Regions from separate parts of the Mus musculus genome. Here region 1 is linked to region 2. Evidence: chromatin contacts called from ENCODE Hi-C or POLR2A ChIA-PET data. All regions are on one chromosome and are shown on one strand. Each heading gives the region's core, a stretch centred on a gene start or an enhancer-like site at or near the end of the contact. The rest is flanking DNA. Distances are from core to core; before and after follow the strand shown. Region 1 holds the start of Taok1 (TAO kinase 1). Region 2 holds the start of Ssh2 (slingshot protein phosphatase 2).

Region 1 (5,401 bases), core at 351-2,850, 390 kb after region 2:
CACAGATCATAACAGAATTGGGTGCATCACCTTACATTTCCTTAAGAAGGAATATCTGCTACATGAAAGTTTGTAACAATTTTCAGAGACTTTCTGTATCAATGTCATGCAAAATATTATTAACCTTAAAAAGTCACAGCCCGAGGCAAACGTCTGATTATATGAGTTTCAATGTAATAATTTCTAATAATTCTCAAAGAACTACAAAAGCCAAAGGGGACCCTTTAACAGTTCATCCAGGAATTCTCCCCTCTCTCAAAACAGAGTAAGAGAGACATCAAAACTGTTCTAACACGAGGCCATATCCCAACAGTAACAAGAGCGGACATACTTCCCATGGACATATCTCAGGGGAATATCCGAACAGTACTGTCATCGATTTAAAAAGCAAAGGGAAAAAAAAACTAAGCTCTCCAAGGGAAGCGCCATTGCTCCAGCCCCCCACCCCCACTTCTGTGTATGCATGGGTATGTGTACGAAGAAACTGACTTGTACTCCTGCAGCACTGCAGTAGACTAGAAGATGGGGGGGGGGGATGCTTCCATCACCCCTTACATTAGAAAGGTACAGACTTCCTTGGGGAGGAGTGGAAATCATCCAGTTGGCTGTCCAGAGCATTCTCCATTCCCAAGAATACAGACGCTACAAAGGAGGAGGAGCGGGAGCAGAGACCAGAAAGGGACCTCGCGCCTTTAAATCGGGGTGCACGTCAACTCAAATCTCCCTAACTAGAGCCACACCTTCTTAGAAACATCCCCTTCCACCACCTCTTCCGGTGACCCTTAGGAAAAAGGAATGCAATTGCTCTGGCCCCTCAAAACAGGAGGGCGCCCAGCTCACCAGTTTCTTCACCCCACCCACAGATTCACAGACCCTCCCTGTCTCCCTCCCCCACTCTATCCCCGATCTCTTCTTTCACCCGGAGAGGCCTGAGTGGGCACAATCTCCCCGCCCCCTCCATGTCTTCCTTTCCCAAAGCAGAGGTGCCCTTACCCCTTCGCCGGCAGGTCTGGGGCAGAGCAGACGGGCGCAGACCCCTGGAGCGCTCCGGTGGCCGCAGCGCTGGAGAGCGAGGAGTGAGGAGGAGGGGGCCCGGCGACAGACCGCCGCCCCCCCCCCAGCCACCCAGCCCAGGCTCTACGACAAGGGGCCGGGGGGAGGGAGGGGGGGACGAGGGGACGACCGGGGTCGAGGAGGCGCCCTTAACGCTCCGGCTCAGTTAAGATGGCGCGGGGGAAGTGCCGGGAGTCGCCGCCGCCGCCGCCTCGGGGGAACCGGACCGGGGCCTCGGCCGCCTCCGGTCCTCCCAGCCGAGGCCCTGTCGGTCCCCCGCCGCGGCCCCTTGGCGGGCGGGCCCACGCGCACCCCTCCGCCACCACTACCACCCCTGGGAAGGGGGCGCTCACAAAGAGAAGAGAGGCCGCGGGCCGTCGGGCCGCGGGGCGGGGTCCCCGGGGGCCGAGAGGCCTGGGAGGTTCGCGACTGCTCCGCGCTCTCAGCCCGCGAAGGGCGCAAGGCGAGTGGGACCCCTCCTCTCTCCTCAAGCGGGCGGCGGCACCGGCTCACTCTCTTCGCCACCCTCCCTCTCTCCTTCCAAGCCCTGAAGCCACAGAGCTCGGCCGCTGCCCAGGTTCTCTCCCCCCCCCCTTCCCGACACCACTCCCCTCCTCCCGACAGACATCTCAGCCTCAGATCTCGCGAGAGTTCTTGCCTGACAGGCCCGACCCTGCGCGAGACAGGACAGTATGCGCGCGCGGGCGCGGGCGCGCGGGCGTCCTCTCGGGAGTGCGCGAATACTTAAAGCTGGGCGGAGTGGCCCGAGTGGCCCGAGTGGCCCGGAGTGCTAGGCTTGGTCCAGTCCCACCCTCAGCTCGCCTTCGCTACGCGGGCGTCAGGTGCGTGCTAGTCAGTCCCGGAAATCCTGGGGAGAAGAGCTCCGCGCAGTCCTTCCCTCTTCCCACCTCCAGAACAGCAGCCTCCCACTAATACTGCCAAACTGAAACTTTGCTCCAAAGTGGAGAACATCTCATTCCTACACACACCTTAGTTGGACTCCTCGTGGGACTCAGGGATAAACTTCGCAGCATAATCACTATGTACCTGCGTTTGTGCGGTACTGATGGTTAGTTTGGGAACGGCAGTTAAAGACTTTCATATAAGCCATATTTGTGATGGAAGAAAAAGAACTTCAAAGGGCTTTGTAGACTTAGAGTAAAAGATCTTTTTCAGTATAAAAGAAGCAAGTTGGCCAGTAATCAGGAAGCAGAGGCAGGTAGATCCGAGTTCTAGGCCAGCCTGGTCTACCTAGTACATTCTGGGTTAGTCAGGGTTACACAGTGAAACCCAGTCTAAAAGCAACAAAGTAAAGTAGTCTATGTAGGAAAGAGGTAAATCTTAGCGTGGGTTTAGAAACAGTTTTTTAAAACACATACACACACACCATCTTCAGTCACCCCCGATCTAGTCTAGGACTTTAGCTAGAACAGACTGTAATTGTTATTGAGGATCTAACAAGTGACCTGGTAGTGATGGGTCACACCTGTATTCTGTAATCCCACCCAACACAAGAGGCTGAGGCAGGAAATCATGAGCCTGAGTTAGATAGAGGCCAGCTTGAGCTATACTTTAACAACCTCTCTAGATATTGACAGAGAGAGAGCAAGAGCGCAAGAGGGGGTTCAGAAATTAAGAGCAAGTTCTGCTTGGTCTTGCAGAGGACAGTTTTCCAGCACCCGTGTAAGACAACTCAAAACCAACACACACACACACACACACACGTTAATTAAAATCTTTTTAAAAAACAGAAAACTCAAAGAAGAAAAAAGAAAAAAAGAAGAGAGAAAAAATGAAAAAAAAATTAAAAAAAAAAAACAAAAAGAAAAAAAAAACAAAACAACAACAACAAAAAAAAAAGCCAGAAAACTCAGCTAGGTATGGTGGCGAACGCCTTTAATCCCAGCACTCAGGAGGCAGAGGCAGGTGGATTTCTGAGTTCGAGGCCAGCCTGGTCTACAAAGTGAGTTCCAGGACAGCCTGGGCTATACAGAGAAACCCTGTCTCAAAACAAAACAAAAAAAAAAAAAAACAAAACAAAAAAACAAACAAAAAAACCCACCTCTTTTAGCGGAGTATGGTGATGCACAATTTTAGTTCTAGTACTCAGGAAGCAGAGACAGGAGGATCTCTGTAAGTTGGAAGCCAGCCTGATCTACAAGGCAAGTTTCAGGACAGCCATGGCTCCATAGAGAGACCCTGTCTCAAAAAAGAACCAAATATATATATACATACAAACACATTCATACAGACACAAAGTGTGTGTGTTCCTAGTGTGGTGTCCTATGTACCTCTCCCAGTATTTTGTTGTTTGTTGTGGATGCAGGAGAATCAACAGTTCAAAGTGAAGGTTATCCTGGTATAAGGAATTTGAGCCAATCTGGGGTTATATAAAACTCAATCTCAAAATCAAGCAAACATACCAAAAAAAAAAAAAAAAAAGCCAATGCCCATGACTACAGTCATTTAAGAAAACATGCTGGGGCTAGGGGATGACTCAGCTGCTAAAGTGCTGTGGAAGGAGGTCAGTTCGAATCCCCAGCACCCACATGGTGTGCACCTATAATCCGCACACTGGGGAGGTAGAGCTAGGAGGACAGGGACTCACAGCAGCTAGATAGGGCAAATTCCAGTCTTTCACTTTGTAGACCAGGCTGGCCTCGAACTCAGAAATCCACCTGCCTCTGCCTCCCAAGTGCTGGGATTAAAGGCGTGTGCCACCACGCCCGGCTCAAATTCCAGTCTTAAGAGACTTTGTTTCAAAAAATAAAGTGAAGGGTTACCAAGATGACTCAGTGGGTAAAAGGTCTTGCCTTGAAAACCTGCCCATCTGAGTTCAGTCCCAGGAACTCAGGTAAAGTTCCTGATTCCACAAAGTTCTCCTCTGATCTCCATATCTCTGCATTGCAATGTTCATGCCTACATACACACATCATACACCCACATACTAAAAATACATATTTTCTTTTAAAATGGAGAGCTGCCAGGCATGGTGCCTCATACCTTCAGACCCAGCAATAGAGAGGCAGAGGCAGGTAGACATCTGTGAGTTCAAGGCCAGCCTGGTCTCCCAGTGGGGATGTTTAGCATCAAGCATCCGTAAGTACAAGCTTCCAAACACATGTGCATACATATACAGAATTGTGGATTAGCTGGGTGGTAACACATGACTGTAATCTTACCACTTGGGAGGCTGAGGCAGGAGGATTGAGTTCCAGGCCAACCTTGGCTACTGAAACCTGATCATATTGACCCTGGTTGCTCTATCTGGTGAAAACATTTAATCCTTTTCTTCCTGTAATCTACGACATTTGACATAGCTGACACTTCCTTCTTGAAACTATCCCTCCTTGCCTTTTCAAAGCCCCTCAAAAAAAAGCAGTTTTCTTTCTATCTTCCTTTCCAAACAGGGCCCCTCCTCCTCCACCTAACACTTAAAATATGTGTATCTCTAACTTTGGTCTGTCACCATAAGAGTTTTTTCCCACAGCCTGGAGCTATAGTAATACATTTGCTCATCATATGGAAAATCTGAGTTCCAACACCAGGACACACACACACACACACACACACACACACACACGCACACGCACTGTTCCCTGCCTCCTGGTTGTTTCATATATAAGACTAGAAAGAGATTCGAACCCTCCCATAGTATTTTTATGGGAAACTTCAAACAGAAACAGGAGAATTATTATAGAATAGTAATCTCTGTGCCTGTCATCTGACTTTATCTATTTGCAATCTTTTTTGTTCATTTACATGAAAGGAGTTCTCTTGCAGCCCAGGCGTTTTAGTATTATAGGCTCCCAGGCATCTCAGAACATCTAATTTATTTATCTGTTTTCTATTTACCATTCTTTCTTTGTCTTTTCTTTTTTTCTTGTTTGTTTGTTTGTTTGTTTGTTTTGTCTATGTAGCCCTGGCTGTCCTAGAACTCATTCTGTAGAACAGGCTGGCCTTGAACTTAGAGACCTCACTGCCTCTGACTCCCAAGTGCTGGGATTAAAGACCTGTGCCACCACTCTCTGGCTTTGTTACAACATCTTTATACAGTTTGTCTAAAATTTTAATAGCTTTAATATTTGATCCATGGTCACCTATCTCAATAATTTCCAAAATATCTTTGACAGTTCATTTATCTAAATTGGGATCTGAACATGACTCACTTGACACTTGATTAATAAAAGCTTCACCTTCTTCTTCTTTTCTTGTACAGAAAGTTCCCTGACACTTCTGCCTGCTTAGTTTGTCTTTTTGTCTTTTCCATTGTTTGTTTGACATTTACTTGCTGAAGAAATGAGATCACAATGCCGGGAGCCATAGCTCATACTCAGTCCCAGCACTC
Region 2 (5,205 bases), core at 688-3,187:
TGGAACTAGAAGCTAGGTCTGACTCACAGCAGTGCTTGGTCTCATTGTAAGGTTAATGGACTTAAATGTCTCCTTTTCCAGATGAATTTCTTTAGAGTATGCCACTATATAGAAGAAAACCCAAGTTGTCAACCACATATCAGTAGGAAAATCAACATACTGAGAATTACTGATTTGGACAATACTTCTCTTTCGGTTTATAAATACATTTATTTGGGGACATTTAGCTCTCATCTTGGCTCTCTACATAGTTTTTTGTTTAGTCTCTTAAGTCTTGGTTCAAAGTTCTTACTTCTGAACCTTGCCTTCTCTTTCCTGTTCACTCTGGAGCTCTGGGGATAACGTTGTTTCTCATCTGTGAACCACAGTTCTTCAATTCTCATCTCATAGGCAGTCTTGATCACCACCAGGGGGCAAAAGCCTACCAACTGGTTTTTCTGCACTACACTCTACAGAGGACTGGCACAGTACAGGGACCCTCAGTGACTCTTGATGGAACCTCCCTGCTAATTACTTCAACCACAGGGCCCCAGGGAGAGAACAAAGACTCAGCATAGAGGGTTCTTGTGTCACTTAACCACACAGCAACCAGAAAGAGCTTATGACAGCCCTATCAGTTTAAAAGGAGCAATGAGATCCAAGATTGTTTGAGTGACAAACAGAAAGAGGTGGGCTTTAGAAACTGGAGTCCATAAGTGAGTGTTTTCTACAGCTTTGATATGGATGGTGGTATTTACCAGTTCATCCCCTCAACTATCTCTGTGTAAATATATCAACGGGTTGCACTGCGTGACTTTTCCTTTTCTTTTTAGTCTTGATTTTTCCATTACATGCTTGGTTGATGTTGGCAGTTTACCATTTAGAAATGTCTTCCTTTAAAATATTTTAATTCTACATTTTCACTTGCATTTATGAAATAGTCAAATTTATGGGGGAAAGAAAAAAAGCTCAATGATCAAAAGATCTTTGTTTAGTGGAGATCTTCACAGTAGGAAGCAATTGAGAGGTTTTAAAAAAAAAATAGCAGGTTGGAGCTTTCCAACTCAGGGTCCAGCTCTCTGTGCCCGCCCCTTCCCTCAGCATCTCAGGTACAGTGACTGACTTTAGGCAGGTTGTAGAGGAAGGAAGCCTGAGGCTACTACGAAGTTTCCAGTGTTTACCACCGGGGGGAAAAATCTTTCTTAGGAAAAGTCTGGTCGTTAACCCTGAGGCCCTTTATGATGAGGAGGGTGGGGAAGCTCATTAAGACGGAGCCCTCTTGAGGGCCAGGTCCAAGCAGGAGGGCTGGTCTCCCGGGTCTAGCCCAGAGAAAGCGTCTATAGCACCTGCGGAGCCCTTTTCCACTAGAAAACGTGTTCGCCTCAGGATTTTCGCCTCAGTTTTTCTCTAAGGTTGCGCGCCCCACTCATAAAATGGTTGTCTTTCTGGAGTGAGGATTAGCGGCTCTCCCACCGACCCCCACCCCCAGATCAGGACCCTCGGTTGGCTGGCTGCCTTCCAGGGCTCCTTGGCCAGCTCGCCCCACGCCGCGCAGCGGGGACAGACAGAGCCGCAGGGGCAGCAGTAGGGCTCGAGAGCTGACCCGGGAGGGGACGGCGGCCCGAGGCGCGGCGCACGCAGCCTGCCCGCCCGCTTCCGGCAACTTAAGGGTTACGCCGCCGCGGCGGCGCGCGCCGAGGGGAGAGGCGGTTGCTGACAGGTGGCGCCTGCGCACTGGGAGCGCTCATTGTGCCCCGCAGCTGCCGAACCGCCCGCCTGCCCGCCCGCCGCCCGTTCGGCGCGTCAGTAGGCGAGAGAGTCCGGTGGTGGGTGCGGAGCCCGAGGCCGTTCCCGCGGCTTCATCTCCCTCTCCGTTTCCCTCGTCCCTACGCCTCACCCATCGTCCCCCATCCCGGCTCCGTCACCCTCCCGCCCCCCACACTCAGGACGAGAATGCCCTGCCCGGAACAACCCAGCAGCACCTAGATGGCTTTGGTCACGGTCCAGCGGTCGCCTACCCCCAGCACCACCTCCAGCCCTTGCGCCTCGGTGAGTCCCTCCAGGCGGCAGCTCCCAGCTTCTGTCACTGCGGCTCCGCTTTGCCTCAGCGGGTCCCGCCGAACGCCACTGCGCACGCGCCGCGCCTCTTCCCAGGCCTTGGCACTCAGGCTGCTGCGAACCCCCCACACCCTCATCTTACCGGCGAGCAGCAGCGACTGCCAGACGTTGGGGTTTTTTGTTTGTTTGTTTGTTTGTTTGTTTGTTTTTTCCCCAACCTCCATCACCCGGAGCACCCAGTCCCTCACAGCGCTGGCTCAGAAATCTCCCGTAGCATGCTTCCCATGGCTTGAGCACTTCCTTTCGGCTATGAGTCATTCTTGCTTTTCACCCTCCCCCCTTCTTTTACCCTCTGTTGCTCTGTTGCAGGGAGAGGAAGGGTGGGCTCCTAGGTTACCCCCGACCCACACCCATATCCTTTACGCACACCGTTTCAGGGACCCAGTCAGTGCACTGCGCATCCTTCTTCCGTCTCGCCCTGTGTGTGCCTTTCTCTAGTCCCTGGCATCTCTCTTGTGCTCCGTACAGTTTAGGCTTCATTGGACTGCTCGGTGGTAGTTACTCCCTGGTTTCTTCCCACCCTTAAAAGATGGCAGTGATCTCTGCTTCTTGGACTTCTACCTTTCTCAGTGAGAACCCAAAGCTTCTGGTGCTGCTTGATAACCAGTGCCAATTCATTTCCATCTTATAGACATTTATGCCTTCCACTCATTGCTCATGATCGTTCTTGCTCATGGGTTGTGCTTGGATGGTTCATGACTTCAAATGCTGTGTCGCTAAAGCATGTTTCCAGAAGGAAAACACTCATCAATTAGCATTTTTTTTTCTGCTGGGCTTTTCTATGCCTTCACCTCCACCATGACTCCTTTATAGCTCTAGTCTCGGGCTTCATATTTGTGAATACCTGCTAGCATGTGTTAGCATTGCACCAGTGTGGTAAAATGGGTCTTAAAAAAAAAACAGGCATCTAGATGAAAATATGAGCAATTGAAGAACTATTTCATATAGAATTGTAGTTTTAACATTAGATTTAGTAGTGTCAAGTTGCAAAGAGGCATTCAGTGAACACCATGACTTTCCACTGTATGAAAGAAAGTTGGGTCATTAATATTTGTTAACTGAGATAGGAGTTTGATATCTTGAAAGCATGTTGCCTTGTGATTTCAATATAGTTTCCTGAATTTCAAAATTTTGTTGCATATTGTGGTAGTTTCTTCCTTTGTGAGTTTTCTTGTGTGTTTTTGTATGACTACCCTAATTCAAGAAATTACTCTATTCACCTTGTGATGGTACAGGATACAAAACTGAAATCTGTGGGTAGAAGTTTAAAGAGGCACATTTCCATTAGTTTAGGGAAGACGTTTGTAAAAATCAAGTGCACTGTTTTGCAAAATAGCACACATTGTATCAAGCAGAAGCCAGGGGAGCTTTGGCCAGACAGGTGATATAAAGAATCCTTGCATGGGGGGGGGGGCTTGCTGGACTTTCTAAAGCTTTATGATTCTGTGATTTGAGAATAATTGTACTTCAGAACTGATGAAACACTTTAGGGTTTGCTCTAGGCAAATATGAGAGGGGTAGAAATATGTAGCATTTTCATGAGTGGATTTTTTCCACTTTATGGTAGATTTTTCAGAATTGATAGAAAATCTTCAGACCATAGTAACTCACTCCAATAGTAAATCCTTTGATTTTTGTGGTTACCAGGCCTAGTTTTGGCTGTGAAAGCAATCAAGGGTTAGTAGATAACATACTGAAGTAGAACTCAGTATTGTAAAACTATTTCCCCTGGGCATTGCTGAAAACCTTTTATGTTACAGTAGCATTTATTAAGCTATTGTTATATCAGTTGTCTTGAAGTAAATGAATAATATTTGGTAAAGCCATATTTATTTGACATGGCTTTATTAGTCAAAACTTGGAATACTTTAGAATCTTGAGGAATGTTAATAGTCATTTTGGCATAGGTAGGCAATTAAGATTGGTCATGTAAATACTGTAGTATTTACTATAGTAAATATTGAGTAGTAAACTCAGTTATTAAGCTAAATGACAGATAGTTCTATATGCCCTGGTCTGATGATTGCAGTTGTTTATACTTGGCCCTGTGTGTAGAGAAATCCTGGCACTGCTGTGTGAGTAACAATCAGCATTGTTAGTGTGGCTGACAGGCCGCTTCTCTTTCCCTTTAAATTGTCTTCCTATTTGATTCCATCCAGACCTGTGCTCAGCTCAGTTGTCTTGTGGTCCTTGTGCTACAGTGTCTGACATGCATGTATTTTGCCGTTTTATCTCTTACTATATGAATAGGTTGGTTGGTTGGTTGCTTGCTTGGTTTTAAAAGTGAGGAAGAGTGCAAAAGGTAGTTGACTTTTTTTTCTTTAAAGAACAACTGAAGTTTGTGAAGCTGAAGATTTACTCTTTTAATGATGGACATATTAGTACTATCAGCTCTTCAGCATTTTTAAATTAAGCATAAATAACTTGATCACTGTAGTAGTTAATCTTCAATGTCAATTTTACTGTGAAAAATATTTCCAGAGAGGTTTAACTGAGGAGGGAGGACCCATCCTAACTGTGGCACTGTTGTCCCATGGGGTGGGTACTGGACTGAAGAAAAAGGGAAAGTCCAGCAGAGCCCAGCACTCCCTCTCTCTGTTTCCTCATCTGCCCACTTGTTAGCAAATTTCTCCTCCCATGCCTTCCCTTCCCTGATGGACTGTATCTGTGAACTCTGAACCAAAGCCAGTGCTTCCTCTCTTAAACAGCTTATTGTTAGGTGTTTGGTCAAGGATCAAGAAAAACAACCTAATACAATTACCTACTAGATATGAGTGACCATCACAGATACTGAGTCATATAAGATATTAATCTGTCTATCAGAAGATGTAATTTGGGTAGCAGGGTTGGTAGAAGACAAATATAGACACCATAGAGGCAGTGAGGGCAATAAGAGTAATGTACACATGAACCAGTTTATAATGGTCATAAGTATTGTCTGGGTTCAGATTAATATAAGTTCACTAATAGCAGTAGTAATTAGAATACCAACAATTTATTTCTCTTGGATTCTCATCCGTTCCAGGCATCATGCTAAATACTTTACATTCATGATTTAACTCAGTTATTCCTTACAATGTGCCAAAGGAAAGTTGGAAAGTTGCTTTT

What was found. Hi-C counts contacts between places; a loop is a spot of excess contacts on that map. ChIA-PET counts read pairs that join two places held with the same protein, here RNA polymerase II (POLR2A).
Region 1: a map of heart shows a loop between it and region 2 (3-fold over the local background). The contact joins the promoter of Taok1 here to the promoter of Ssh2 in region 2. A Hi-C loop is called at or near these places in 1 of 37 maps with a recorded cell type or tissue (heart). POLR2A ChIA-PET finds 5 or more read pairs at or near these places in 1 of 5 experiments (embryonic stem cell).

What each region holds. Positions count from the first base shown.
Region 1 is chr11:77,606,215-77,611,615 of GRCm38, forward strand. It overlaps Taok1 (TAO kinase 1), which reads right to left and starts at 1,601. Exons shown (of 21, transcript NM_001364134.1): 1 at 994-1,601.
Region 2 is chr11:77,214,488-77,219,692 of GRCm38, forward strand. Ssh2 (slingshot protein phosphatase 2) reads left to right here and starts at 1,938. Exons shown (of 15, transcript NM_177710.4): 1 at 1,938-2,028. The coding sequence starts at 1,966. It also overlaps a transcript of Efcab5 not described here.